3 separate regions of the Homo sapiens genome follow, and all the other regions are linked to region 2. Evidence: chromatin loops called from intact Hi-C (ENCODE). Cell type or tissue: ascending aorta. All regions are shown on one strand. Links, peaks and the distances in the headings refer to the core of each region. The heading gives the core; the rest is flanking DNA. Region 1 overlaps CARS1 (cysteinyl-tRNA synthetase 1). Region 2 overlaps OSBPL5 (oxysterol binding protein like 5). Region 3 holds the start of CARS1 (cysteinyl-tRNA synthetase 1).

Region 1 (9,896 bases), core at 589-5,588, 120 kb before region 2:
GACTCTGTGGCATTTACCCCAACAGCCAGCTACTCGTCAGGAGCTACAGCCATGACCATCCAGTGGTCGGGGGGCGGTCACAGCCAACCCAGCGTCAGGCCTGTCAGGTCTGAGTGTCACGGGAACTCAGCATCTGGGGACCCCACGAGAGCTTGAGGGATGAGAGAAAACTTTAAGGTATGTGAGAAAAAGTGCCCAGGTCGAGTCCAGCATGTTAGCAGTGGGGCTATGGACATTTTCTTTTTGGTGATCTGTAGTCTTTCTGCAGTGAATATAGATTACTTATGGCATTAAAATTTTCATCTTAAAAATAAGAGAAGAAATTCAGTCTTGATTCCTCAAATCTCAGGTCTCTGTAGCAGATCTAAGATCTTTGTGGACCTAAGATCGCTGCTGTGGATCCCAATGGCTCTGACTTCTGCGTGCAACTGCAGAAGCTGCAGGGACACCCCGCGGTGGACCTACCTGGCGTGCCCCATGTGAGATGCGTCATAGACGGTTGGCCCACAGCAATACCACGTCACCTTTTTCCCATCTTGAGGTATGAACACTTCCTTTGTTAGGAATGAAGGAATGACGATCACAAGAAATGCAAGAAACACTGCACAGGATTACCAAAAACAGCAACAAACATCACAGTGTGGTTTGTGTTTAGTGTAAACAATTCAACAGAGACCATTTTGTTTTACTGTGAAAAGTCACAGTCTCAGTGGGAGCCCAGTGAGATGTACGGCACCTCCCACCAACTGAGCCCTGGGTGGGTGGGGCCTCTTCCTCCCTGGGGTTCTACTCATCTATGGAGGGAGGCGATAAAGGGAATCAATGATTTTATTGATTGTTGAAATGCTGCTTATTTAACAATAACACAGCTAATATTTACTGAGTACCTACCATGTGCCAGGCCCTGAGCTAAATATTCAATATGCAGTACACTCTAGGACGTAGGTTATGTCATTTTCTTTTTACGGATGAAGAAACTGAGGCAGACAACACTTGGCCAGGGTCAGTCCCTGTTGGGGGAGCGCGGCTTGGAGGCCAGGACCCCTGAATCGTGGTGCTGCTCTGGCACCACTCCCCAACATCCCAGCACCCTCAGACCTCTCTGGGGGCATCATCCTCAACCAGTTTCCCAAGGAAGGCCATGAACTCCCTCACACCTGACTCTCTGTCTGCCAAACATGCTCCCTGATGGAAATCCAAGCAGCCCCGCCCAGAGCCTGGTCTGAAATCACTGGAGTCACTGGCCATGCCCTGAGCCAAGCAAACCATGCAAACCCCATTCTGTTAGGAACCAATCCTGCCTTCTTCTCAAAACCTGCTGTGCTCCCAACAACATCCAGCCAGTTTGCCGTTTTGTCCATCCTGCTTGGCTCATACAGTGCCACCTGCTGCAACCACGCGTCCTCCTGAAAGGCGTGGCTGTGGATGACCTCAAGTACTCATGGTTGGGCAGAGTCCGAGAGACAAGCCAGGGTGATCCATGCCCAGAAGTCATGGGCAGGCTTCCACATGAGGCATGATACTTCACGTGTCTGGGTTTCAGAGGACAGCTCTGCCTCTGGGCCACAGAGACTATAACATGGAAGTGACTGAAGGATCTTAAACCTGGATTTATGGAACTCCAGATCCCAACACAAGGAACAGAGAAGTCTGTTGTGCGACAAGGCACATGGGCTGTCCTGCCTCCTGCCTCCCCATTGTGTGCGTGTGCCACGGCATCTGTGTTCTCCTTACCTTGTTCCTGGTGAGGCTGTTGTAAAGGTGGAGTCTGCATGGCTGGGTCCCAGCAGGAGGGGACCACTGGGGCTGCACACGCCGGCCTTTGCCTGGGAGGCAGAGAGAGCAGGATCAGGGTCCAGGGGCAGCACCAGGAAGTGCAAGTCGCCTCTTCACCTGGAGACTTGGTTTTTACAACGGGACCATAGTTTTCCATGAAATTTAAACAATGTGAAACCACACGAATCTCGGTCAACATTACGCAGGTCAAAGACAACTGCGTCTTTTTTTTTTTTTAGACGGAGTCTCGCTCTGTCGCCCAGGCCAGAGTGCAGTGGTGTGATCTCGGCTCACTGCAAGCTCTGCCTCCCGACAACCGCGTCTTTCTTTTGCTTTCTAATATTCTGTATGGCAGCATACCCCAATAACACCCTTAGAGCCCCAGGAGGGCGGAGGAATGCCTGCACAGCGTGCCCAGCACATTCCACTGCTCTTCAAATACTGGCCCCTTTCTGGCAGTGAGCACACCACCACCTGGCACTCCTGGGTCAGTCAGGGCTTGACACTGACAAGGTATGGTCTGTTCTGCCGCAGCCCTGGGAACCTCCCCCACCCAGGATCCCTCACCTGGACAAACTGAGGATTTTGAGGACTCTTGTTGGGACAGAGGCCACCTCCAAGCCTCCAAGCCCTGGCAGCAGAAGCCAGGAGTCAGAGCAGAAAGGACCCCCTGTGGCCACGGCCAGCAGGCAAGACTGGCTCCAGCCCAGCCCCTCCTCATCACTTCGGACACTGCAGGAGTGGCTGGCTCCCAGCTCTGGGCCCACAGCCCAGCAGACTCTGATCCAGACACTGGGCTTCAAGCTCCACATAGGTCTATACTGCCTTCATAAATAACCTGAGCTCCTCTCAGCCTCCAGGCAGAGACCCCTGCCAGCCAGCCCCTCAGTGCAGTCACCTCCTCCTGGCCAGACTTCCCTAGTTGTTCCCCTCCACTCGCCTGTGGGCCGCCTGGGCTGCTCTGAGCACACTGCTTCCAGGCCTGGCTTCCAACCTGGCACAAGGCTGTCCTTACACAACCTGCATCTGAGATCCCTGAAGGGGCAGAGCTCTGTCCCTGGGGCCAGGGGCAGCCACAGGGTGATTATTCACCCTCTGAAACGTCAATCTGGCAAAGCTAGGTGTGGAGGACGGTACCTGGTGACTTTCCCGTTGCCCTCAGCCGGCTCCTGCCTGCCCTGCCCCCTCAGCAGATCCCCACTTTTCTCCACAGTCGTCGCCCACAGGTCCAGGTTCTGCGTTATGCTCTGCTGGGCACCTCTGACCCCAGCTGGTGCCTGGCCCTGGGAAGGGCTTCACATGTCTCTGCTGAGTGGCACCAGGAAGGCCTACGAGATGGATACTCCTAGCACTGACCTGTGCCCACCCCAGCAGGCCGCCTGGCAGCTCACCAGGGTGCTCGCATCCTGCCTCCTCCTGTCCCTGGTTTCTGTGCCAGAGGGTCTGGCAGCATGGCCAGCAAATTGCCACACACTGATCACGGGGAAGTTGGTCCTGGGCACCAGCCATCTCTTGGCCTCCCGGCTCTAGCTCAGGCCACACGAGCCAGGACGGCAGACGCTGATGACTAACAGGCCAAGGGGAGGAAGGAGGGCGGCTGCACTGTGTCTGGGCAGTGGGGGTACTGTGGGCAGGTGGGAGATGGGGCAGGAGACGGAGAGAGGGCCAGTGCTCAGCAGGAGCCCCCACTCTAGGTGAGTTCCAGTGGTCACAGGTGGTCAGATTCTAAAGCGTAGGCAATCTCCAATCTTAATCAAACATCATGTGCTTATTGAGGCCAAGTGCAGCTCGGCCTCAGTGTACTTTAAATGCCTCACAAGCCCTTGAAGGAGAATCTCACTCAATGCCTGGAGGCATTCAACCGGCCACTCTAGGATCCCATCACTCTCCTCCCTCACAAAGACCCTGGAGCTCCTTCAATAGGACACTGCTGCCATCTCAGACAGCTGGAGACGCTGCCCAGAAACACAGCCATGAGGCCACGGGATCATCACACTCACCCTGCTATGAGGAAACGGCCCAGGGTTCACAGGACTGAAAGCTTGTCCAAGAAGCCTGGCCACAGCCAGCATTCCTGCTCCCCTAAGGCTGCTATCTCCACACAGCTGGCGATGGGCTCCCCAGGAAAACGGGTTACCAGGCCCAGATATACAAATTCAGATTTGCAAAAGGGAAGAACTGAGAGATATCACATAAGGACCCTTGCCCCCCTTTTTTTTTTTTAGATAAAATCTGGCTGAAGTGCACTGGCGCAATCTCAACTCACTGCAACCTCCGCCTCCTGAGTTCAAGCGATTATCCTGCCTCAGCCTCCCAAGTAGCTAGGACTACAGGCACCTGCCACCACGCCCCACCAATTTTTGTATCTTTAGTAGGGATGGGGTTTCACCATATTGGCCAGGCTGGTCTCAAACTCCTGACCTTGTGATCTGCCTGCCTTGGCCTCCTAAAGTGCTGGGATTACAGGTGTGAGCCACCGCGCCTGGCCTGTGCTTTTGTTTCTTTGGAAAAAATGAACACACATTCGTTGATTCCAGAGTCCCACCCTGACCTGAGTGATCCAACAACAGACCAACTATGAACCGCTCATGAGAGACATGGCTTTGAAACAGGGATGTGGGAGGCTGAAGATAAAATGATGGAGAGGGAAGCCAGGAAGTGGCAAGCAGTCTGCCTACAACACACCAGATGCAGATAGGACCCAAGCAAGGGGTTCATGGAGAGAAATCCTTCATCAGGAAGTTAAGGGTCCTCCATCGGAGGGGTGAGAGCAACACCAAACCTTCATGTTCCTGAAACTATGGCCTCGGCGTCTGACAGACCCACACCCTCCTCAGTGAAGGGTATAGCTGACACTCCTTCCCGGGGGGTAGGGAGAGGCCGGCGGGCTGGAAGGGCTGAGCCTCCACTGCGGGTGAGAAGTGCTCAACAAGTTCAACGTCCTGATATCCAGTGGACCTCCGTGCTGGAGGCTGGTGATCCAGGGAAGGGATCCACCAGGAAGGGGTCTGGCTTCACAGGAGTAGGGACCTGGGGGTTAAGCAGAGCCTTTCCATTATCTCCAACCCCCCACCCCGAGACGGAGTCTCGCTCTGTCACCTAGGCTGGAGTACAGTGGCACGATCTCGGCTCACTGCAAGCTCCGCCTCCCAGGTTCAGGCCATTCTCCTGCCTCAGCCTCCCGAGTAGCTGGGACTATAGGCACCCGCCATCACGCCCGGCTAATTTTTTGTATTTTTAGTAGAGACAGGTTGTCACCGACTTAGCGAGCATGGTCTCAATCTCCTGACCTCGTGATCCGCCCGCCTTGGCCTCCCAAAGTGCTGGGATTACAGGAGTGAGCCACCGCGCCGGGCCAAGCAGAGTCTTTCCATGTCTGAGAGGATCTTGGAGACAGGACACAGAAGGCACATGGGAGGAGCTGGTAACAGGCGGGCACACTGAGGGCCAGACACAGGCACATCTGATGCTGCTGGGATGTCCAACAGAGGTGGAAGGGCGAGCAGGAGGAGGGGCACATGGCCCACTGTGCCAGCAAGGAAGGTGCATGCTTGGGGAGTATGAGCCATGGAAAGAGAGGGCGTTCCCACTCAGTGGGGGAAGCAGCTCTGATTGTCACAGCTACATGGAGGGAGATCCACAGCTACTGTCATCCCAGGGACATGGGCGAGGACACTACACTGGACTCCATGGCGCCTTGGACCCACTCGAGGTCACTGGATGCTCTAGCAGTCCCAGACTCCAGCTCCCACCTCCCCCTTCAGCCCCTGCTCAGTGTACAGCAAGCTTGAGTGAGGGTCGCCTGACATAATGCCCATCATTCCTGGCACAAGCAGACCCTGGCAGCCTCTTGCGCAGCCTGGGTGATGAGGGGATTTGGAACCTGGGGAGGGCACAGCAACTCCATTAGTGCTATCCATGGTCCATTCTGTTACACAGCAACGTGGCTCTGCTTCCTCTCTGTAGGTTAAAAAGTGTTTGCAAGAGCAAAACCCTTCCTTCCTCTCACAGTGTGGATGGAGGCTTGCGTCTGTGCCGCTCTTTCAACAAGTCCCTATGAGGGAAGCCTGGACAGGCCACTGCTGAGCTGGACGTACCAGGCCCGCTTCACCCTCCCTAATCCTGCCCCCCTCTGGCTGTGTCTTGGAATGGCACATGGCAGGGGGAACAACCTGACACCCGAGCCCTTGGAGAGAAGGCACCTCACAGCACAGGTGTCACTTGGGTGACCGCGCTGGAGGCTCAGGCAGGAACGGCTACATGGGGAAGGACGTGACCTGCACAGCAACGGCCTCTGCCCTACGCTGGGGAAGGAGTGTCTGCTGCAGAGTTATCCAGAAAACACGACCCACAGGAGATGTGACATCCCCACCTCCAGCCTGGTTAAAACAGTGATCTAGCAGAGGCCTGACCCACGGCAGAGGCGGGGGGGCATGTTCCCAATCCCAGGCCCCAACGGAGTCTGGAGAAGCCCCCAGAAGGCTGCCAGCTACAGCCAGGACCACCAGAAAACAGCACTAAACCTGCCCCCACATGAAGGTGGAGGAGTGCCCACAGCCACAGGAGGAGCTGGGCCACCCAAAGGCATACTTCAGTGATGATGGCATGGAGCCCCCTCAGATTTGCCACAGAGTGACAAAGCCATGCAGGCATCCCAGGAGTATCTCCCGCAAATAACCACAGGCACGTTCCACAGACACAACCAGCACCAACAGGCTGGAGCTACGGGACAGACATCATCTCAAAGAGAAAAAATGACTTATTTCTGATTTTTAAAAAGTTCAATGCCGGCCGGGCGCGGTGGTTCACACTTGTAATCCCAGCACTTTGGGAGGCCGAGGCGGGTGGATCACGAGGTCGGGAGATCGAGACCATCCTGGCTAACACGGTGAAACCCCGTCTCTACTAAAAATACAAAAAATTAGCCAGGCATGGTGGTGGGCGCCTACAGTCCCAGCTACTCGGGAGGCTGAGGCAGGAGAATGGCATGAACCCGGGAGGTGGAGCTTGCAGTGAGTGGAGATCGCACCACTGCACTCCAGCCTGGGCGATAGAGCGAGACTCCATCTCAAAAAAAAAAAAAAAAAAAAGTTCAATGCCAATTAATACTTTAGGATTCAACAATTCTAAAGCTGGAGGATAGACACGCTACAATCTTATGGAAGAAATAAAGAGAAAGAACTGAGTCAACCAGAGCCAGGCACAGCCTTAGCTAAAAATCACAAGGCTAGGGCCCGTGGCCTGGGCATGCTACGTGGAACCCCAGAGCCGCAGCGGCTCTGCACCCCACCACCTCAGGCAATCCTGCCACACCAGTGATGTGAACATACTGCTCCTGAATAACCAACTCCATAGGGCGTGATTTTATCCCAACCTCCATCCAGCAAGCGCTGCATCTGCCCATCCAGGCCACTTGCTCGAGACACACTTGGGCGAGGCTCCCTCTGGGGTATCCGCAGACGCCAGGTAAGCACCAGGGTGATGGAGAAAGCCCTTGACCTTGGGAGAGAGGTTCTAATGGCCAGGGAACCCACTCTGTTACTCACTTGCTTGGAGCCTGCAGGGCTGGCCTTTGCCACAGGGGCTACCCAGGAGCGCTTCTATGTGCCTGAACCACCGAGCCACGTGGAAGAGCTGGGGGTCAGCGGGCGGGGCCGAGAGCTGCCTGAACGCGTCCACGTCTGCCTGGGACAGTGAGTACCCCTGGACATAGCTACGCGTGCTGAGGTGCTCGTTCAGGGCTTGTGCCCTGGCTGCCTCGTCACTAATGCTCAGAATGGACCTGTAGTCAGGAGCTGCAAAGACAGAGGGCACATGGTGTCAGGCAGGCAGGCGGGCAGCCCAGAGGCCGCCAGAAAGACAGGGACTAGGGGATGGCACAGAACCAAGGAAAAAGGTGTTCAAGCCCTTCCCTGGACGCCAAACATCCAGAACAGGCAAAGGCACAGGGGCAGCGCTTCGACTGGGGGCGAGGGAGTGACTGCCTGACAGGTATGGATGGGTTCCCTCTTGGGTGATGAAAATGCTTTGGAACTAGACAGAAATGAAGGCTGCATGACAACATCATGCGCCAAATACCACAGAATTGTGTACTTTTCACTTTATGTCATATAAATTACTTAGTTTTTACATTTTTAATTTATGTTTTCTATCAGGGAAAGCAGGAACACAGTTCCACACCATCACAAATTACACAGTTCAGTTTCTGACATTTGGGGAAATCATAGGGGTCAGCACATCTGGAGTATAACGGATAAGCCTCGCCTTGGGAAAGCTACCTACATGATCATGGTATCCCTCCTGTCAGCTAAGTATGTTACGAGAATTTAACCTCAATTTTTAAAAACTCACAACAGAAATCCCCCAAACCAAACCAACTTCAAGCCTCTTTGCCGCAGCGGCACCCTCTCCCTCTGGGTGCTGGGGGATGAGGGGTAGGAGAACCCCACATTGACAATGTGTGCCATTTACACCCCTGCACCAAGAGACAGCTGGACTCTAGCATGGCTTCTGCAGGTCAAGGCCACAGCCTCAGGAGGACTGGGCCCCCTCAAAGGACCAGCCCAAGAAAGCACAGGGCTGCCAGGAAAATGTGGCTGCTCCAGCCAGCCTCACCTGGCCCCTGGCCCCTGGCCCCAGGCCCCAGCCTCCCTCCTTAGAGCCTTCAAAGCAGTAAGCGTGCACCTCCACCACTCAGGTGTGTCACTCAAGGACCCAAGAGCCACTGTTCCGCATGTCACCATTGGGAGGAGGAGCAGAACCCTAACTTTCACCACTGCCAGCTGTAGACAAGGCCGCCTTGACACATGCACGCTGACCAGCTCCATGGCTTTTTTCATTTGAGCCCCTGCTCACCCTCCTTCTCCTCCTCCATTCTCCCTTTTTTATTTTTATTTATTTATTTATTTATTTATTTTTATTTTTTAGAGACAGCGTCTGACTCTACTGCCCAGGCTGGAGTGCAGTGGTGCAATCAAGGCTCATCACAGCCTCAAAATGCTGGGCTCAAGTGACCCTCCAGCCTAAGCCTCCTGAGTAGCTGGGACTACAGGCACATGCCACCAGGCCCAGCTAATCATACTCCCTTTAAATCCAAAAGTCACCTCTGCTGAACTGGCAGGGAACGCAGCTCCTTCCCCTACTGTCAGGAATTAGGGAATAAAATCTGTCTCACCATTCTAAGGAATATCTCCCTGCAATTACCTCTGACACGGGAGTTGTGGACCAGGTGCTGTGTCCACAGCCCACGTCCCTAAAGTGGGGGCAGACCAGGCAGATGGTGCCAGGCTTCTGGCCAGAGGAGGGAGTCTGGTCCCTGAGCCCATGAGCACAGGTGCATCCAAACCTTGAACCAGTGATTGTGTTTGCTGAGAGGACTGTGGGAAAAGGACCGATGCTTGCTCCTTCCAGACAGATACCCTCTCACCCCAGAGTTCACTCAGGGTAGGAATGCACATGTCTGGCCACCCCTTGCTGTGCCAGCTGCCCTTCCTGGGCACAGGCTGCCCGACATCACAGCCATGGGGCGTGGATGCCCTGCACATCACAGTCCCCCTCTCTGCCTTCTCCCATTCCCTTTTGTCCCCCATCTCCGTGTTTACTCCTGGCACAGAGCCAGAGTCACCCCAACCAAGCCCACACAGCTTCTGAAAACAGAGAGCAGAGTGTGTTGCGGGGGTAACTGCACACGAATGCCTTTCTCTGCTTTGCTTAGTGTGGGGAAAGCCCTTCGTGTCAGGCCAATAACTGGCACTTCCCGGAACGCTGTGGTGTCAGCAAAGATGAGTCAGAATGGAGTGCACAGCTGCAGCAGCAAGAATGCCCCACTGGGCCGAGCTCTTCACCCGCCAGGGAGCCTACGGAGCCACGTGATGCCCCAAGGCCCAGCCTCCGTGGCTGCCGGAGAAGATGTCCTGAAGCCACCTCTTCTCTGCAGTAAAGGGGTGGGCACTCTGTGGGAGAGCCTTCCTGAAGTCTCAACATGGATGCAGGGCTTAAAATGGCTTCCTGGGATGACTCTCGCTGGTGGGATGACGAGTGCAGCGTCCCTCTAACTTGCCCTGCTTCCTTCCCACTGCACGGAGCCACTGTCCCATCTGACCCCAATAAGATGGCCACCC
Region 2 (9,311 bases), core at 3,390-8,389:
TGCGTGCAGCACCTGCCAGTAGGTAGCAGGATGTGTCGTAGAGGGCTTGCTGACCCCAAACATGCCGAGTCACCCACATCCTGGCCTCCCCGCCCACTTTGCCGGTGGGACAGAGTGGCTGACGGCGTGTGGCACAGGCGGGGTGAGCCCGGAAGGGTGAGCATGCGCCTGCTGACGCTTCGTTCACCAAGCGGGGGGCCTCTACAGCTCGCCCAGGTTCCAGCTGAGCCAGGCCTCTTGGGAAGGCGTAAAACAGTCAAGATTCAAGCAGGTGAAATCTGAGAACACTGCACACACTCATGGGTGCGGAAGGCTCTGATCACATCAAAATCTTACTCCGGGCAAATGCTGGGCCCTCACAGGGGATAAAAACAGAACCCACTGACGAGACGCCTGGCAGTGCGGGGGCCCCAGGGTTAGTCTGACTGCTCCACTACCCATGGTTATGGGCTAAATGTGTCCCCTCAATCCATGTGTTGATGTCTCAGCCCCTAGGACCTGAGAAAGCGGCTGTACTTGGAGATGGGGTCTTTAAAGAGCCCCCTATATACCTAATGTAAATGACGAGTTAATGGGTGCGGCACACCAACATGGCACATGTATACATATGTAACAAACCTGCACGTTGTGCACATGTACCCTAGAACTTAAAGTATAATAATAATAATAATAATAAAAAGAGCCCATTAAATTAAAACAGGTCATTAGGGTGGGCCCTAGTCCAATCTCACTGGTGTCCTTATAAAAAGAGGAGATGAGGACACAGGCACACAGAGGGATGACCCTGCAAGGACACAGGGAGAAAGAAGGTGGTTATCTGCATGACAAGGAGCGAGGCCTCAGGAGAAACCAGCCCTGAAAGGCCTCGATCTTGGACTCCAGCCTCCAGAACTGAGAGAGAATCAACGTCTGGGCTGCTTAGTGGTGGAAACCCCAGCAAGCTCACACACCGGCCCAGGAGGGCCTTCCTAGGACAGTTGGGCTACAGCACCAGCTTCCTTGGGAAAAAGGGATTTCTCCCTTGACACATCTGGAGGTGCTACAGGGACCCTCTCCAGGAATAATGTCCGGCACAGCCTGGCAGACTTCGGCTCAAATCTGCCTGGGCCACTTCCCAGCTGGTGACCTGGGGTGATCCCAAGCACCGAGGGGGGATGGGTGCCCCAGCTCTGCCACTCACCCCAGCTCTGCCACTCACCCTAGCTCTGCCACTCACTCCCCCCAGCTTTGCCACTCCCCCCAGCTCTGCCACTCACCCCAGGTCTGCCACTCACTCACCCCAGCTCTGCCACTCACTCACCCCAGCTCTGCCACTCACCCCAGCTCTGCCACTCACTCCCCCCAGCTTTGCCACTCACCCCAGGTCTGCCACTCACTCACCCCAGCTCTGCCACTCACTCACCCCAGCTCTGCCACTCACCCCAGCTTTGCCACTCATGTCTGAAGTGGCCGGATGGCCAGGGCAGCAGCCACTACGCCGACAGTTCACTTCCATTTAACCCAGCTTTGTGGAGATGCCGCGGGTCTGGGGCTTGGCTGGTATTCCCAAGCCCCGTCTCCCCGTCTTTGGCAAGGCCACACACGTGTGGTTTCAGCAAGGGGTTGCTGTGCTGGAACCGGCTGTGAGCAGACCTGCAGAACCTCAGCCGGACCCCACCCTTCCCAGGCCCTCAGTCTCAGGCTCAAGCCTGTGTTTCTGGTTTTAATTAACAAAATGTGTTGGTCACTGAGAGGCCCTGGCAAACATCTATGTATGGTGTGTCCCCTGGGGGCCAGGATTCCTCCCACAGCCCTATGCTGAGGCAGAGTAAGGGTGGGGGTAGGGATGATTCCCTCTGGGACAAGGGGGAAGGGAAGGGAAGTCAGCACTGAGCACAGGAGGGACCAGGCCCCATCTCGCTGGGCTGCTGACCCCACCCCAGGTCAGTCCCCCGGGAGAGTGCCCTCGGCCGTGCCCAAGGAAACCGGAACGCTTGCTCCAGGGATGGAATGGAACTACCAGAATGTCCTTCCGAAGGATGGAAATCCGTGTGATTTATGTACATAAAGCAAGGAAAATGTACAAGGAATACAGAACCACACAGACAAGAAGAGGTTGCAGAGGGCGGTCAACTACTGTTTTTGCGACTTCTCTGCGACTCTAACACGATCAGAAAGAAGGATGTGAGCGGAAGTCAGTGGTCACGTGACATCTGTCTGCATGTGTTTATGGATCCATCCATATATAGTAAAGCCCAAAGCCCGCCTGGGAGTGTGAGCCTGGAAACCCAGGATGGCGGCTCTGGGGAAAGAATCGAGCTCTGGGGCCCTCCCTACACGCAACTTGTAGCTGCTGAAAGACGCCTAAAGCAAATACAAGCCAGGTGCCAGGACCTTGACGACGCTGGGGTTGGTTCTGTTATTCTGCATGGTTCCCGTGTTTAGATCTTTCACAATCATTCATTATGCATAAGCGTTTTCATTAACGATATAGGCGTGATAGGAGGCGGCCCCTCCCTGCTCTGAGAGCCCATGCCACTTCCACACAGGCCGAGGGCCGGCACCCACGGTGAGCTGGCTCATGCTCCCACCACGTCCCGAGGCACCTCCAGGAGACTGGCCCTGCAATGGCCCATTTCACAGACGAGGAAACTAAGGCCTGGGGCTTTAAGACTTGCCCATGGCCCCACACAGGGTGGGGATTCCCACCTGCTTTGCCAACCGCTAAGCCCATGCTCCAAGCACTGCACCCCGTCCACAAGGTCAGACGGGCCACTCCTCGGGGCCCCCAAGGGCAGCAAGCTCCCAGTTCGCACAGGTCAGAACGTGAAGGATGCCTTTGCAGGGCGGTGCTTACGGCCCAGGGCACCTGGCTTCACGCACTAATGATCAGAGAGCCGCGTGCCTCCGTGCAAAACACCCAGGCCAAACACATGGGAGCAGACTCACGGCCCACGAGGGAGGAAAGCAAGCGGTGCTTCCCGAGCACGTGGGAAAAAGTGGGCCTTGCGGGGCCCAGATCTAAGGGAGTCAGGGCCGGCAGCAGAGAGACCCTGACCCGTAAAAGGATGGGAAGGGGCAGATAAGGAAGGAGCCTGGACTTACGAGAGGTCACCCTGATGAGACAGGGTTCCAGGAGAAGGTGACGTCCCCAGGAGACCCGGGGAGGCCAAGAGGGGGCCTGGGCACCAAGCTAGCTAGCCTAGATGTCTGGTGTCCCACTGGTACTGAGGCAGCACCCCGATGGAGGCAGGCTTTGCAGGCCTGGGAAGGGCCTGTGCCAAGACAGAGAGGGGCAGGAGAGCCCCAGCCAGCTTGACTGGGGTGGCTCCACAGGCCAGCCCTGTGCTCAGCAGGTGGGCGCCACAAGGCCACTTCCTGCCACCCACATCACTTTAGAGTGTGAGCACCCAGCAGCCCATGGAGCAGAGATGAAGGCGGCCCCGCCCTCGGCCGGCTGGGGACTGAGTAACTCGTTCTCCTCTGCTCACAACAATCAGATGAGCGAGAAACTGGCCCAGCCTGCTGGGCTTGCAGCAGCCGGAAGGTTCTTCTGGCCGTTGGTGGGCACCTGCCAGCAGGGAGGGTCTGGGCAGGAAAGAGCCACATAGCTGCACTTGGTGCAGGGACGAGGGTGGGGATTCCTGACATCCTCGACCACGGCAGCCGTGTGTGTTCAGCAGCACACTGGGGCCAAGCACCCTTGGGTGCCAGTCACCAACAGAGAGCACCTCTGTCCCCCTCTCTCTGTGAGCCTTCGTGGGAGCCTGGCTGCCGGGCTGGGGAGAATGACCCACTCTGGCACTGTAATGGGACAAACAACCAGGCCCTGTCCCGAAGCGGCCTCAGCCTCAGGTTTCCAGACGGGGCCCACATCCTGACGTTTCTAGGTGTTCTTCATGCTCCAAACTCTCCCAGCCTCCTGTGGCCAAGCGGCCTGCCCCGGCCTGCCCTTTGGGGACAGCTGTGCCGTTCCGAGGCAGAATCTAGGTCTCGGAGCGAGAGAAATCTGTGCTCTTCTGCAGGAGCTGGGCCCAAAGTGGAAACCCAGCATGGGCGCTGGAGTGGGCGAGGGTTCCCTTCAAAGCTGGCTGCTCTTTTCCTCTGCCCCAAGGAGATCAGAGGGTGCCACGTGGGAGCACGCGCTCCTACAAAGCACAAACGGCTCTTGGTGCCCACACTGGCACCTGCTTTTCCGACCTGCAGAGAGCTCTTCCTGTCCTGGCCCCAGGATGTGCAAGACAGCAGGGTGGAGATTTGTGGGAAAGTGGGGCGTCCTCGGCAGCATCAGGCCAGTCCACCGCCCCAGGACCAGCCATGGGGACACCCCACGTGCAGAAGCTAGACTCACGGAGCATCAGTGACACATGAGACCTCTTCTGGGCTGCACACTGGTGCATGGTCAGTGACACATGAGGCCTCTTCTGGGCTGCACACAGTGGTGCAGGAGAGAGGGAGGGAGGAAGGACGAGAAAGATTTCCAATCACTCAGTCTCAAACCTTTGAAAACTAGTGGATGCTTCTTTCTGCATAAAACCTGGGGTGCATCCTCAAGATATAAAACAGCTCAAGGAGCAGGAGCAGATGGACAGAAGCCCTTGGAGAAGCCAGGGCCTCGGGAGTGAAGAGGGAGCTCTGGATGTCCAAGTTCCCTTCTCGGTTCCTGCCGGGGTGTTGCCCGTGTGCAGGAGCCTTAGCCCCGCAGGTGTGGGGGTTGCGGGCAAATGTCAGGGATGGGGGTGCCTTAAAGATGGAGAAACTGAAGCCCAGCGAGGAGCAGCACCACGACCCTGCCATTCTTGGGGCCCCATTTCCTCCGTCTCAGAGGGGAGCCTGTCAGATGCTGTGAGCCCTCGGGCCAGCCACCCTCTGAACACAAGGGACAGCAGGTTGAGGGCACAGGCGAGAGTGTGCACGCACCCTGAGGCCACAGAGAATGAAACATGAGGGTCGGTTTCTGCCCAGGAGACAGGTATGTTCTTGAGGCGGGCGCGGGGAAGAGGTAGAACTCTCAGGTGTCCCTGGGGCTGGGGGATCTCACTACCTCTGTAGCTCGTCTTTGAGCATTAATGCTAAGTCCCAGCACCCCGTCCACAGCACCCCAGCCTCAGGGTAACGAGGCCTGGTACCTAACCCACAAAGTGCTCGCTGGTAGGGAGTGTGCAGGCCAGACACTAAGGCATTCCAGTTCTCCCTGGCCCTGTGCCAGGCCACTAACTGGATCCGCTGCACTCAGGGACACCATGTACTATGGTCCCTGCTCTACAGGTGAGGACAGCAGCCTCAAAGAGCCCAGGCCAACTGCTTCCCATGGACTCGCTGCCCCTTCACAGGTCAGGAGTCCCCTGAGACAGCTCAGGGCAGCCTGGGACCAATGCCAAGTTCAGGAGCAGAGGAGAGGGCTAGAGAGGTGGAGGGTCTGCCGGCAGAGACAGGGTGCACCTGGGGAGGGCCAGGGCCACGGCTGGGTGGGGTGGCCCAGGACTATCTGAGTCAGGGAGATGGTGGCTGGAGGGTGGAAACCTTTGACTGGCAGCCCATAGGGGTGGGGTAGGGGGTCATGCCAGTCACCCACACAATGGCTGATGCTCACCCAGCGCTTGTGTACAAAGACCATCTAGGGCCAGCCATGAGCCTCACTTTACAGACGGGGTAACCAAGGTTTAGGAGGCAAATAAACTCTGCTGACCCTGGCACCTGGGGTGAAGAATTCCGGCTGCGTCTTCCTCGGCTAGGCCTTCTGATCAGATCCGAGGCGGTGCCTGCCACCATCACCACCATCAATCTCTTAGGCCCAGCCCCCTCCCTGCCCTGGCCCCACCAGCCCTCCAGAACAGGGTCACATGCCCCACCCTGGTGCCTGCTGGCTCTGGCTTGAATTTTGCTAAATTTGGGTGACTTCCTAAGGCAGCAGGGGGTGGGGTGGGGGTGAGGTTCATCCTGTAAGGAGGGCATCTAGCGTTCCTGCCCCACGGGCCAGCGTCGGGGCTCCTCTCCCTCTGGCCAATGTGGGGAGCCTCCCTAAAGTGCTCCCCTCCCGCCCAGGACCAGGAGCTGCCCCAAAGCAGCACAGTCCAGCAAGCAGGACGCCTGGACCCTTTAAACAACCCGACTGCTGCGCCGTATTCACCGCAATAGGCGGGCAGGAGCGGGACGCACTGCTTCCAGAGTCCCGGCCCTTTAAGCGACCCACACTCCCCGCGTCGCATTCACCCTAATAGGCGGGCATACAAATGCCGTTGCCTGGAGCCGCAGCCCAGCGAATGGGACCCACAGCGGCGCGCCCTTTAGTTGACTCTGTCTTATTCGCCGCAATAGCTGATCAGGAGAAATCCCGCTGGCTGCCAGGAAAGGGGCGCGGAGATGCGGATGCTCCGCCCCAACACCACGCCTTCCTCTGCTGACCATCCCCAAAGTCCCCTTTAAATGACAACCCTCCCCCCCCCCACCCCGCCCCCACACCGAGCGCCGTATTCACCCCAATAGCACATCAATCCCTCCGCAACGCCGGGATACTGAGCTCTCCCTCCCCTGGCCGAGGAAGGCCCTTCCCCGCGAGGAAGCAGCTGAGAATGGGCCAGCGAGAGAAGGGACAAAGGCACGGGCGACAGAGCTCCCTCTGTGCTGTCCCCCAGCGTCTGGAGGCCCGTTCCCGCCTTGCTCAGAAGCACAGGGCACTTACCAAGGGGCCATCCGTGACCAGCAGTCAGGGGCATGCTGTCTCCAAGCTGGGGTGGTGCTTCTGCTCTGCCAGGTACGGCAGCGCTTACTGAAGGTTTGCCATCTCCCCTGGCCTTGGATGAAGGGAAGGCGACCCCAGGCTGGTCACAACAGGCAGCCTGACCAGCTGCCTGCCGAGGTGGGGTATCCCTCAAATCTCCTCCCTGTTTTCCACTTAAAATCCCTAAGAATGTACATATTTAGAAGGAATACTGTTCAGTTGTTGAGCCTCAACTTTCCCCTTCATCCTTGTCTTCGTGTCAGCAGGGTGAGAGGGGATCTATGGACCAGTTAAGTCCATCTGCATTCACCAAACACACTATTAGGCATCCCGAGGAGGTGAGACACCCTAAGGGCTCCATTCCTAAATCAGAGATGATGGGACTCTGGGAAGAGTCACGCCCTCTTGTCCTTCCCATCCTAGAGCATGGAGGAAATGAGCTGGTCACGTCCCACACCAGCCGATGCTGGTGAAACCAGGACATGGTGGGTGGGACTTGCTAGATGGGGGCAGCCAGTCTCAATCTACTGACCTCCCTGGGATGAGACAGTATGACGGCTTTCCACATGTGCCTCACTTAACCGTAGAACACCTACTGTGTGCCAGCCCCTGGGAAGAGAGCCCGGAGCAGACTTGCAGGCAACCGTGCATGGGGACAGACACCGCGCACCAGCGGCACCCACCAGGGACAGATGCCACGCACCAGCGGCGCCCACCATGAACCTGGCTTGGCCCAATCGCTTTCTCCATAGGAAGCCATTCAATTAAACAAACATGACCATTTCAGTATAAATAAAGAGAAAACAAAACACAGAGCTGAGAGCTGCTTTGGAATGGGTAACGGGCCAGGAACAGAGACTCTCTCAGAGAGGCAGCATCTGAGCTGGGACCTGAATTAGATGGAGCCCACCAAATGCAGATCCAAGGAGGGGCCGAAAGCAGAGGCACAGGCAGTGCAAAGGCCCTGGAGTAAGAAGCCGGGGCTGACGCCAGACCCCTGTGAGCAAGGAGGGGAGAGGGAGGGGAGGGGAGGGGGAGAGGAGAACAAGGGAAGGGAGACAGAGTGGAGGGGCATCTAGGGCCTGTGGGGTCTGGAAAGGGGTCAGGACTTACTGAGACCCATGGCAAATCTCAAAGGGCTCTAAGTGGTCAAATTACATGAAGTGGTTTATCTTTTTAAACACCATGCTGGCTGCTGGCTGGAGAAGGGCTAGGAAGGCCACGAAAGGGGAGCCTACTAGGTAGCTGATGTGGAGCTCCAGGCAAGAGCTGGTAGGGCCAGGAGGGGAGTGGAGGCCAGCCCTGGAGGGAGTAGCCGGATGTGAGGTGGGCTGGGAGGCCGAGCAAAGCATTTGCTCTCAGCCTGGGTGGCTCTGAGATTTGCAACAAAGGCCCTCTAGGAATTCTGGATCCCTCTAAGCCAGCCAAGAAGGCTCATGTCCCACCCCCTCCCCATCTCCCACCTCAAGCCCTGGTCCTGAGGACACAGCTGGTGCCCACTCCGCTTAGTGTAGATGCCAGCACAAGGCAATCTCACATCCTCGTGGACATGATCCCAGAGGCCCTGGCTCAGAACAACTGTGATGCTAAGAGAACAACGCGGTCCTTAGTCCAAGTCCTTTGTACTCGACCGCCAACCCTACCACTCTCCGGAGCAGCTTCACTATCTGCCCATACATCTCCACGGGAAAGGTTACCCAGCCGTGGCCAAGACCCAGCCACCAAGGCCCCAAAACCTTTAAAAATCTTGACCAGCCCAGGAGCCCCATCCTCAGGCTGTCAGTTGCCTCCTCAAGCTGCAGGCTCGGTAAGTCATCAAGCAAAGCTGGCATCGAGAACAATATTCTTTTCCTTTGTGCCGGTCACAAGCAGCATGAGGACATCCAGGGCAGCATGCCTGTCCCTGTCGGGAGGCCAGTGGCCCTCACTTGTACCCCCCAACATCTACCCCCCAGCACACTGGTGCACTCCCTGGGCTCCCCTGCCAACCCTGCAAGTGGTGGGCACTTCTACCCACCTGGCCCTTGGACTCCACAAGGGGAGCTGCACCTAACGGCTCCCTCCCCGACAGCTCCCTTCCTGTCAAAATGACCGGGATCCTTTTGGCACTGTGCAACCCTGGGCCTCGGCCCCTCTACAACCCCCTGTCCCGGAGGTCAGAGCTTCCAGCTCCCCAGGCCTCTCCGGGAGAACCCTGAGCTGGGTCCACAACATTTCTCAGCTGCGGTCACAGGCTCAGATTCACCTGTCCCTTGAACAATAAATGGGAATGGGGGCGGGGGGCACCTTCTGTCATCTTGGGTAAGTTTTCCACCTGCACACTGTGCCTGTATGTGTGCAAACGTGTGCAGGCTTAACCACAGAATCAGCAGAGAGCACCAGTCCCCAAAACACAGCTGGCAGAGACACACACAGCCCTTCCACCCGCCGGCTTGTCACAGAGTGTTTCTCCCTCCCCCAAGCGTTACATGTCAGATTACTATCAGCGCTCAGAGTGAGGCCAGGATCTCAGGAGAGAAACTGATACCAGGCATTCTCAGCATAGTAAATACAATCCTGGGTAGGGGTTGGGTGGGGGGGGCGGTCTTGCGTTGGTATTCTGTAAAGAGCT
Region 3 (10,707 bases), core at 2,838-7,837, 100 kb before region 2:
AAAACACGCTCATAACATCAGCCCTGTAAAGCTGCAGGCCATTAAGTCAAATGACACTTGTAAAATGTTTAAAAGCTGCCTGGCACAGAGCCAGGGGCCCCATTTGCCATCATTATTATCATAATCGCTCTGGTATTATTAATGTTATTGTAATAGCCGCATGCTACACACAGAGAATTTCCTGGAGTTTTCCTAGGGCTCACACACCCATTTTTATTTAATTAATTTTATTATTTTAAAAGTTTATTACCAAATCTGCCTTGATCTTGGATCACATAATTCTTAAATGTACCGTCTAGAGCAGGCTAGACGGCTCATCAAAAGGGAACCAAGACCATGCTTGGGAAGGATCTTCTCAGAGCAGAAAGGTGCTGGTGCCCAGGGAAGCACAGGAGAATGACAGGCTTCCATGAGATGGACGCAGACAGTCATTTGGGTAATCGTGGTAGCTGCATTTAAGTGTGTCTCGAGGAAACAAATAAAAATAGGTCAGCTTTCAAGTGGTCATGGGTTTGAGCCAGGCTGTGGATCAGTCTGATGCTGAGATCAGATGAGAACACTTCTGAGCAGACTGAAAACCTCCCAGGGACCTGTTCCTCGACACTGGCCCTCATCGTAGAGCCTGCACGCTCCGTGCCGAAACTCCTGCTCTGCCCCCATGAGAAGGAATGTCCACCACCGGATGACCTTGCAGTTCAGTTCATCAACACATTGAGGGACATGGGAATGTCCCAAAGGTGGATGGTGGTTGTCACCGGCTACAAAGGTGGAGTCTCTACAGAACATTTATTGAAATCACATGCAAGTACCAAGCAATTGCTCAGCACAGATACCAAAACAAAGCCACACCAAATGAACAACAACCCTGACACGTCAAACAACTGTGGCAGTGCGACCTCTCCCTCTCTCTGGCTCTTTCCTATCAGCATTTATTTTTTATTTATTTTTATTTTATTTTATTTTATTTTATTTTTTGAGACGGAGTCTCGCTCGTCACCCAGGCTGGAGTGCAGTGGCATGATCTCGGCTCACTGCAAACTCTGCCTCCCGGGTTCAAGCGATTCTCCTGCCTCAGCCTCCCGAGTAGCTGGGATTACAGGTGCCCGCCACCATGCCCAGCTAATTTTTGTATTTTTAGTAGAGACGGGGTTTCTACATATTGGCCAGGCTGGTCTAGAACTCCTGACCTCAGGTGATCCACCCACCTCGGCCTCCCAAAGTGCTGGGATTACAGACGTGAGCCACCATGCCTGGCCTCCTGTAAGCATTTAAACCTCTCCCGGCTGCCCTGTTTCTCTTCCTGCGTTCCCTTGAGGCTCTCCCAGGTCCACTCCAGGCATGGCCCTGGTGTGCCTTCAGCAGCAGAACCTGGGGGATCCAGAGAAGTCACATTCTTGGGCTCACCAGAGACCTGCCAAATCAGAATCTCTGGGGTGGGCCCAGCAAGTGAGGTTTAAACCAGCTTCCCCATGGGTGGAAAGCTTGCTAAAATGCAGACCCCTTTACAGCAGGTCTGAGCTCCTAATAAGTGCCCCGGTTTGGTGGGGGTCTGCACCCCTCACTCACCCTGACCCTTTGCCCTCTGACCCTGCTACTTCAAAGGTCCCACCAGGGTCCTCATCTTGTGGGTGTCCAGGCAACATCTCACCCTGCAGGTTACTCCCTTTCTGCAAATGTTCCCCTGGTCCCACCCTCTACAGCTGCTCCTCTTGGGTCCTTCCCAGTGATCCACTCCCTGCCCAAGAAGTGTTCAGAAAGGGGACCGGAAAAAGCCCCCAGACATGAATCGTGGGGAGGAGAGAGGGGCATGCACCCCTGCTCTCACCAACTAGGAGCCAACACTGCCCACTCCCAGAGACCAGCGCCTCCTCCCACAGGTGAGGGCTTCCCCTCCCACTCCCCGTCCTGATCACCAGCCCCGGAGGTCCAGCTGCAACTCGTTCACAAAGGTGGCCCCCAGGCATCCTCTCTCACCCCCAAGAACAGCATCTCCATCTTCCTCCTTACTGGGAGGGAGGTTATTCATTATTAGGGGCATCCAACATCCCTCACAATGAGCCTGTGGGGTGATCAGACAGCAATATTGCCACCCAGAGCACCCACACTGGAAATGGCTTAATCTCCACCCCAAGGGTACTGCCTAAGGCTCTTCAAATACCCGGAAACATGGTACCTGAGTTCATAGAGGAGCAAACATTTCATGTGGCTCTGGGGAAAACATCGAAGGGCATCAGCTTTATTCTCGTCTGCCTTAACTCACTGGGTTGAGCTATTGTGAGTCTGAAGAGAATCATCAAAGGCAGCACAGCACAGCAGTTAAGGTCCCTATTGAGTCAGGCTGCCCAGGTTGGGAGCCTGGCTGTGCCTCTGGCTAGTCGTGATGGTGGACAGATTGCTTGACTTCTCTGAACCTCAGGATTCTCATCTGTACAAGATGCCGGCAGGATCTTCCTCAAAGGGGTTCCCCCAAGGGTGGCAGGAGATAACAGATGCAAAGCATTTAGAGCAGTGCCTGGCACAGACTCATGCTGAAAAAATGCTGGCTGTGTTATTATGAAGACCCTTGAATTAAACTGTATAAAAATTAAACTATAAGTCTGACCTGATGAGCAGCCGACCAAGTGGTATCCCAAGTCTGTGCGGAAAGGCCCTGAGGTAGGCTCCATCTACCCCAGAAACCTCAGAAATGAAACTCATCCTTCTGAAATAATCAGGCTCTTGGACAGGCACCAAGCCTATGCACCTTCAAGACCGCAAAGGAAAAGCTGTACACCCAGTGAGATCAGGAAAGAGAAATAGACCTTCTGAGTCAACTTAGGGAAGATGGTACAAAAATGATGGCCTCCTTGAAAAATCTGGGAAGATGGTCACTGAAAGCATTTACGATTGGATTTTTTTTTTTTTGAGACGGAGTCTCGCTCTGTCGCCCAGGCTGGAGTGCAGTGGCGCAATCTCGACTCACTGCAAGCTCCGCCTCCTGGGTTCACATCATTCTCCGGCCTCAGCCTCCGAGTAGTCAGGCGCCCGCCACCGCGCCCGGCTAATTTTTTTTTTATTTTTAGTAGAGACAGGGTTTCACCATGGTCTCGATCTCCTGACCTCGTGATCTGCCTGCCTCGGCCTCCCAAAGTGCTGGGATTACAGGTGTGAGCCACTGCGCCTGGCCTACGATTGGATTTTATTTCCTGTTCTCATCTTTGAGAGTGTGTGTGTGATGGGAGGAGGCGATAGTAAAGGCAGGTGGGCCATGCCCTGGGGCAGAAGAACACTGGCTGGAGATGCTGTGCGCAGGCTGAGGACTGGGCAATCTGCCTGCTGCCCTGACAGCCCGGAGAGGGCAATCCCAACCTATATGGCAAGCTCCAAAAAGAAGGCAATTCTTACAAGGCTCTGAAAACCTAAAATTCTAAAGCTATTTTTAAAAACAAGATACAAAACACTACTAATACGTCATTTACGTTCACAAATGAACAAAAACACATTTTTAGTTTGAAAACAAACAGGCCCTAACTTTCAGCACAGACACAGCACTTAATTGAGTGCCAGGCACTGTTCTACGTCCTTCCCATCTATTAATTCATTTACACTCCATGCTCCAAGGTAGGAGCCATTACGCATGGTTTGCTGTGGGGCGGGAGGCAGAGTTGGAACCCTGGCCCTTCCAGGGTGGTTCCAGAGTTGGGGCTGTTAACTATGATGCTGTTTTACAGGAATCTGGGTGACTTCTGAGGGCCGCTTGGCTCTGGGACGGGTGGAGATGGTGCTGGAATCCAGGCACACAGGTAGGGTGGTAGGCGGCGTGCCTGGAAGGTGACCACCTCCTGCCACTTGGCACAAGAGTGTAGCCCTGTCATCTGGGTGTCCCCATGCCGCCAGATTACTCGGGTTGTCATAACTACCTATCTATAACCCAATAAACCCTCAGGGGCAAAGGGCACCACCAGATGCTAAGGAAATCTTGGTACGATCTAAACTGAGGGTGGGGGCTGGAGGTGTCTTACAAGAACTTGCATCTAATTTTTGCCAGCCAAAAGAATTAAAAACTAGATACTGAGAATGTTTCCTTTGGAAAGGCTGCTCCAGACTGTTAGGAATCTGGGCTTTCTGATTCAGTCTCTTGCCTTTCCAGCACCTAAAATCTTGCTGGAGGGACAGTGAGAGAAGAACCCACTGGTCTCTCAAGGTCTACCCGCTGGTGACATGAGTGACTGGGGGAGCTGACACAGCTGTGTCCCTGGGGAACCTCCCGGGTTGGCAATAAAATGGGGCAGTAATGCTCTGACAATCAGCTTGCAGTGGACTGCCTGCGGAACTGGAGATGAAAGCCTTCGTAAAGCCCCAAGCCCTTTTACTGTGTGTACGCGTACCCCTGGCGTCCTCTGCCCCATTTCCCTAAATACCAACCTCAGGTGCCCTCCGCCCACCTCCCGGAAGCTGCCAGGTCTGGGCAGAAAACCAAAACAACCCTTGGGCCTTTGTCTCCCCCCTAAAGGCCAGCTGGGGCAAGAGGGAGCGAGGGCCCGCCCAGGCACCGGCTGGGGAAAGGCTGTTTGATGTAGGGCCACCTCCCGGGGTGAGGATGCAAGGGGACCTCGGCAGGAACCAAGTGAGGAAACTGAGGCTGGGTGGTCTGGGCAGCGCCCCGCTCGGGCTCGGGTCCCCGCGGGGTCTGTGCTCCAGCCACGGGTCTGGCAGACCCTCACGCAGGAGTCCCAGGGGTCCCAGTGGCCGTCCCTCGGAGCCGGGCACCCGTTGTCCTTCGGATCCTAGGACGTGCCACCCCTCGAACCTCAGGACCCGCCGTCCCTCAGACCCCGGGCACTGACACCCCTCAGACCCCGAGCACCCCCGCCCCTCGGACCCAAGGACGTGCCGTCCCTCAGACCCCGCGCACTGACACCCCTCAGACCTCGGGCACTGCCGCCCCTCAGACCACGGACACAGCTGCCCCTCAGAACCCATGCACCCGGGCCCCTCAGACATAAGGACTCGCTGCCCTTCGAGCCGAGCACCCAGCGCCCAGTCAGGCCCCCAGCCGCCCTCAGCCTGGCCCGGCCGCGCCGCTCACCCTGCTGCCCGGAGGAATCTGCCATGGCTGGGAATCCCGGACCCGCAGCTGCGGCTACAGACACTTCCTAGAATCTGATGCAACCGCCGCCCCGGAAGTCGCGCCCCACGCCGGGCCCGTCTTCCGGGACACGCCCGGTCGCTAGGCAACTACCAGGGGCTCCGGATGTCGCCGGCCCGGAGCATGCTGGGAGCTGTAGTTCAACCCAATGGCGACCCGCGCTCCGGAGCATCGCGCGGCCAAGCGTTCAGTGGCCGTGCTGGGAGTAGTCAGCCCAGCCGCGGGGAGACAAGCACTAAAGACTGAGCGTCCTGTAATAGGTGTTTAAGTCATGATTGCGCTAAGCGCCGTGGGGACCAGGCCCAGCCTGGAGGTCAGAGGCGGCCTCGGGACAGGGTGTGCTGGCGAGACGGGATGGTTCCCAGGAGGCCGACCTGGAGCAGGGCCTGGGGATGGGCGGGAAGAGCGCTCCAGGCCTAGGGACCGCCCTGCCAATGACCCTGCGGAAAGCAAGCCACTATGAAGTGTTGCGTGAACAGGCTTCTCCATCTCCTTCTCAGACCCCATTCTGGAGCCATCCCCAACCCCCTTAGGGCTCCTGCCTTCTGTGTGCATGATGTCACCTCCCAAGGATATCCCACCCAAGGTTCGTGCACCCATCCAAAATGAGAGGAAATGCTATTTAAGAAACAGAATTTTAATATGTCAAGAAAAATTATTAGCCAGGATTAGTGGCTCATGCCTGTAATCCCAGCACCTTGAAAGGACAAGGCAGGAGGATCATTTGAGTCCAGGAGTTTGAAGCTGCAGTGAGCTACGACTGTGCCACTGCATTCCAGCCTAGGCGACAGAGTGAGACCCTTTCTCAAAAAATAAAAAGTAAAAAATCTTCTAGTTACTTTTTGGAACCTCATGTCTAATTTCATAATAAATTCTAAGGCCGGGCACGGTGGCTCACACCTGTAATCCCAGCACTTTGGGAGGCCGAGGTGGGCGGATTATGAGGGCAAGAGATCGAGACCATCCTGGCCAACATGGTGAAACCCTGTCTCTGCTAAAAATGCAAAAATTAGCTGGACATGGTGGCGCTTGCCTGTAGTCCCAGCTACTCAGGAGGCTGAGGCAGGAGAATCGCTTGAACCAGGGAGGTGGAGGTTGCAATGAGCCGAGATTGCGCCATTGCACTCCAGCCTGGCAACAGAGTGAGACTCCGTCTCAAATAAATAAATAAATAAATAAATAAATAAAATAATAAATAAATAAATTCTAAATTCTACTGGTGGCTGGAAAAAAAAAAGAAGAAAGAGTTTGTTTACATTTCTGCAAAGATCCTGTAGCATGTGCTGTAACTTGCCCAGGATGTGGGAGGCTCTGTGAGACCCCAACTAATCCCAAAGGAGGGACCAAGTCCAGGACTTAGGGGACGAAGTTCTGGCCAGGTCCTACCATGACTCTCACAGTGCCTGTTTCTCACTCATCACTCTAGGACCATGAGTCACCCAAGCCCAGCTCGGCCACATGCCTTCCTGGGAGAAGGAACCGGAGGCGCCCAGGAGAGTCAGAAGCCTCTTAGAGATAAACATTCGGCTAAGGCTTGCCCTGCCCTTCCTTTCTTGCACTAAGAAAGCCTCCTGACATCAGGTCAGGCAAGCCAGAGTTTGGCTGTAAGACCTGGGGTGAGTTTAACTTCTCTGAGCTTCCAGATGTCTTGTTTTTAAATCTGCAAAGTGGGGCCGGGCACTGTGGCTCACGCCTGTAATCCCAGCACTTTGGGAGACCAAGGCGGCCAGGTCATTTGAGGTCAGGAGTGCAAAACCAGCCTGGCCAACATAGTGAAACTTCATCTCTACTGGGAAAAAAAAAAAGGGTCTGCAGAGCGGAACTGGGAAATGATCACCTGCTCAGGTGGCCGAGCTGTGTCTAAGAGTGCTGCAGTGTCTAGCAGCAGTGGGTCCCGCCTCCCCAGTCCTGCTGCGTCCCAGCCCTACCACCAGGGCAAGGACACTCTCTGAACCTCAGCATCCCCCTGGTGTTGTAGTTCTTTGGGACAGCACATTGGGTTACAGGTTGTTATGGGTTGCATTGTGTCTCTCCCAAAAGATGTGGAAATCCTATAACCACCAGGACCTGTGAATGTGACCTTATTTGGAAATAGGGTCTTTGCAGATGATAAAGTCATAAGATGAGGTCATTAGGGGGGACGTTAATCCAGTATAACTGATATCCTTGTAAAAAGGGAAAATTTCAGCTGGGCATGGTGGCTCACACCTGTAATCCCAGCTCTCTGGGAGGCTGAAGAGGGAGGATGGCTTGAGCCCCAGAGTTTCAGGTTGCAGTGAGCTATGATTGTGCCACTGCATGCCAGCCTGGGTGCAGAGTGAGACCCTGTCTCTAAAATAAATAAATGAATAAATAAATACACATATATAAATTAATTTAAAAAAATTTTTTGAGACGGAGTTTCACTCTTGTTGCCCAGGCTAGAATGCAATGGTGCCATCTTGGCTCACCGCAACCTCAGTGTCCCAGGTTCAAGAGATTCTCCTGCCTCAGCCTCCCGAATAGGTGGGATTACAGGCATGTGCCACCATGCCCGGCTAATTTTGTATTTTTAGTAGAGACGGGTTTCTCCATGTTGGCCAGGCTGGTCTCGAATTCCCGACCTCAGATGATCCGCCCGCCTCGGCCTCCCAAAGTGCTGGGATTACAGGCGTGAGCCACCATGCCCAGCCAATTAATTAAAATGTTTAAGTGGAGGAAATTTGGACACTGACAAGCAGGGAGGGTGCCATGTTAAGATAAAGGCAGAAACTGGGGCGATGCTTCACAAGCCAAAGGGCACCAAACATTGTCAGCAAATCACCAGAAGTCAGGGGACAGCCTGGGACAGATTCTCCCTCACAGCCCCAGAAGGAGCCCACCCTGCTGATGCCCTGACCTGAGACTTCCAGCCTCCAGAACTGTGAGACAATAAATCCTTGTTGAAGCCCCCAAGCCTGGCAGCCCCAGCAAACTGATAATGAGGATTTCACAAGAGCACGTAGGGTAAGGACATCACACAGAACCCTGCCTACTAAATATTCCGCAAGTGCAGACCCATCCTGGAAGCTTCACTGGCCTGTTCTGGATGGCTGAGGGGCTGATGCCTTGGTCTGGCCCTGGGCCATGGGCAGCAGGTGAGTGAACAGCACCTTCCCCGGGCAGCTGGACTTTCCTCGGCCACCAGTGGCCACCGTGCAGGGCTCTCCCTTGAGTCTCCTAAGGGCCAAGGCCAAGTTCTCCAAGAACGCTGCTCTTTCCATGCCAGAGGATGGACAGTCCCCCTCAGTGTCCATGGGCAGCAGGGTGTCGCTGGGCCCACTGCTTTGAGGTGACTAAAGCAGAGTGATTTCTTTGCTGGCACAGCCAGCAGCTCAGGCCCTACCCAAACCACTTTTAGGGAAAGAAATGTCACATGGCCTGCAAGCCAGGGTAGCGCAGCGTTAGAGACGAATACACTCAGGTGAGCTCCCAGCTCTGCTGCCAACTCCCGGGGGGGTCCCAAGACAAGCCTGTTGTGGGTTGAGCTGTGGTCCCCCCAAAATGATTATGCCCATGTTCTAACCCCTGGTACCTGCGACTGTGACTTGATTTTTATTCATTTATTATTTTATTTTTTTTTAAAGCAGGGTCTCGCTCTGTCACCCTGGCTGGAGTGCAGTGGTGCAATCACAGCTCACTGCTGCCTCAACCTCGTGGGCTCAAGTGATCCTCCCACCTCAGCCTCCTGAGTAGCTGGGACCACAGATGTGCACCACCATACGTGGCTAATTTTTTATATTTTTTGTAGAGATGGGGTTTCATTATGTTGCCCAGGCTGGTCTTGAACTCCAGGGCTCAAGTGATCCTCCCGCCCTGGCCTCCCAAAGTGAGAGGATTACAGGCGTGAGCCACTGGACCTGGCTGGCTTTATTTGAAAAAGGCGTCCTTGCAGATATAATCAAGTTAAAATGAGGTCATCCTGGATTAGAATGGGTCCTAATCCAATGCCTAGTGTCTTTATGAGAGAGAGATTCAGAGATACAGAGATAGGTGTGAAGGGGGAAGCAATTGGAGTGATGTAGCACAAGCCAAGGATGGCCGGTGGCCACCAGAAGCCAGGAGAGAGGCAAGGAAGGACCTCCTGGAGAGCCTCTGAAGGAACCCACCCTGCGGACGCCTTGGTTTGGAACTTCTGGCCTCTGGAGCTGTGAAAGAATCAATCCCTATTGTTTCTGTTTTTGTTTTTAATGTTTAACTGTTGTGGGTATATGGTAGGCATGTAAATTCCTATTTGTTTTTAAAAATTATTATTATTATTTTTGAGACAGAGTCTCGCTCCCTCACCCAGGCTGGAGTGCAGTGGTGCAATCTCAGCTCACTGCGACCTCTGCCTCCTGGGTATAAGTGATCCTCCTGCCTCAGCCTCCCGAGTAGCTGGGACTACAGACGTGCACCACCACACCCAGCCACGTAATAATTTTTATATTTGTAGTAGAGACGGGGTTTCACCATGTTGGCCAGGCTGGTCTCGAACTCCTCACATCAGGTGATCTGCCTGCCTCAGCCTCCCAAAGTGCTGGGATTGGAGGCGTGAGCCAACGCGCCCAGCCTGCTTTTATTTTTAATGTTTAATTGTTGTGGGCGCTTGGTGGGTGTGTAAATCCCGATTGTTTCTGTTTTTAGTTTTAGTGTTTAATTGTGTGGGAATCTACATGGTAGATGTGTGAATTTGTATTGTTTCTGTTTTTAATGTTTAATTGTGTGGGTGCATGGTGGGTATGTAAATCCCGATTGTTTCTGTTTTTAGTTTTAGTGTTTAATTGTGTGGGAATCTACATGGTAGATGTGTGAATTTGTATTGTTTCTGTTTTTAATGTTTAATTGTGTGGGTGCATGGTGGGTGTGTAAATCCCGATTGTTTGAACACCCCAGTTTGTTGTCATTTGTTACTGCAGCTTGGGGACGCTTGTGTGAAGTCCTTTTCCTCTCTGTGCCTCAGTTTCCACTCAGCCGTTTAAACAACCAGAATTTCAGTCTTCCAGCACAGACACCTGGGGCTGCAATAAGGTGAATGCAGACACCATGACGCAGGCTAAAACTGGGAGTGCAGGCAGGAAGGCCTGGGGCTGCCCCACACCCACTCCTGGAAGTTTTGGGGACTTTGCTGCTGCTCATGCAAAGGTCTAAATGCCCAGCTCTGTGCCAGGGCCCTGAGACACCGTCAGGCATTTCCAGGAGGATGTGCCCAAACGCCAGCATGGTCCTGACAGGGCTGCCAGGCTCATTTGCCTCTTCTGAAAGCAAAAAGAAGAGACATGAAATGAATTTCTATTAACTGGGACCATGACTTCTGCGAAGGAATGAAAATGCTTTTAATTCATAACCAAGAAATCCTACTTACATTTGAAAAACTTGTCAACCCATTGCTGAACATCTGGGAGAACACGGGGCGGGGGTGGGCTTCGTTAGTGCCCAGCCTGGAACCCCCCAATTGCCCCGAGGACCTCCCTGGCTCAAGTAGCTCCAGTCTCTCCCGGCTTGATACCAGGAACATCATGGCGCACAGCTCGCGTCCCAGGTCAGCCTTCGTCTTCTGTCTATAATTACACCACCCTCTT

What was found. A loop is a pair of places that touch in the nucleus more often than their neighbours do. Peaks named below come from ENCODE experiments on the same cell type or tissue, not always from the same donor. Only the 100,000 strongest peaks of a DNase experiment are listed, where the experiment ranks them.
Region 1: a loop joins it to region 2, with 3 times the contacts of the local background. A loop is called at or near these places in 15 of 110 quality-filtered maps.
Region 3: it touches region 2 in a loop (2.8-fold over the local background); 14 of 110 quality-filtered maps call a loop at or near these places.

The regions. Positions count from the first base shown.
Region 1 is chr11:3,040,431-3,050,326 of GRCh38, forward strand. It overlaps CARS1 (cysteinyl-tRNA synthetase 1), which reads right to left. Exons shown (of 23, transcript NM_001014437.3): 2 at 7,323-7,571; 3 at 1,735-1,826; 4 at 466-554. It overlaps CARS1-AS1 (CARS1 antisense RNA 1), which reads left to right. Exons shown (of 2, transcript NR_046580.1): 2 at 350-830. It also overlaps the pseudogene RNU1-91P. Among named protein-coding and RNA genes, the nearest start is that of CARS1, 12 kb to the right of the region's middle. RefSeq lists enhancers at 1-820, 2,031-2,966, 2,967-3,902, 9,671-9,740. In ascending aorta, for the core only: no CTCF peak of the experiment used is centred there; DNase peaks (open chromatin) are centred at 2,801, 3,241 and 3,792; H3K27ac peaks cover 3,488 bases.
Region 2 is chr11:3,154,257-3,163,567 of GRCh38, forward strand. The region is part of intron 1 of OSBPL5 (oxysterol binding protein like 5); the gene reads right to left. Among named protein-coding and RNA genes, the nearest start is that of OSBPL5, 6.4 kb to the right of the region's middle. RefSeq lists enhancers at 3,311-4,116, 9,099-9,311 and a silencer at 4,538-4,711. In ascending aorta, for the core only: no CTCF peak of the experiment used is centred there; DNase peaks (open chromatin) are centred at 5,209, 5,811 and 6,215; H3K4me3 peaks cover 3,591 bases; H3K27ac peaks cover 4,862 bases.
Region 3 is chr11:3,052,275-3,062,981 of GRCh38, forward strand. CARS1 (cysteinyl-tRNA synthetase 1) reads right to left here and starts at 5,149. Exons shown (of 23, transcript NM_001014437.3): 1 at 5,069-5,149. The coding sequence starts at 5,093. It overlaps LOC124902615 (a long non-coding RNA gene), which reads left to right and starts at 6,350. Exons shown (of 2, transcript XR_007062555.1): 1 at 6,350-6,744; 2 at 10,045-10,707. RefSeq lists enhancers at 4,803-5,335, 10,282-10,707. In ascending aorta, for the core only: no CTCF peak of the experiment used is centred there; DNase peaks (open chromatin) are centred at 5,187 and 6,581; H3K4me3 peaks cover 2,659 bases; H3K27ac peaks cover 2,900 bases.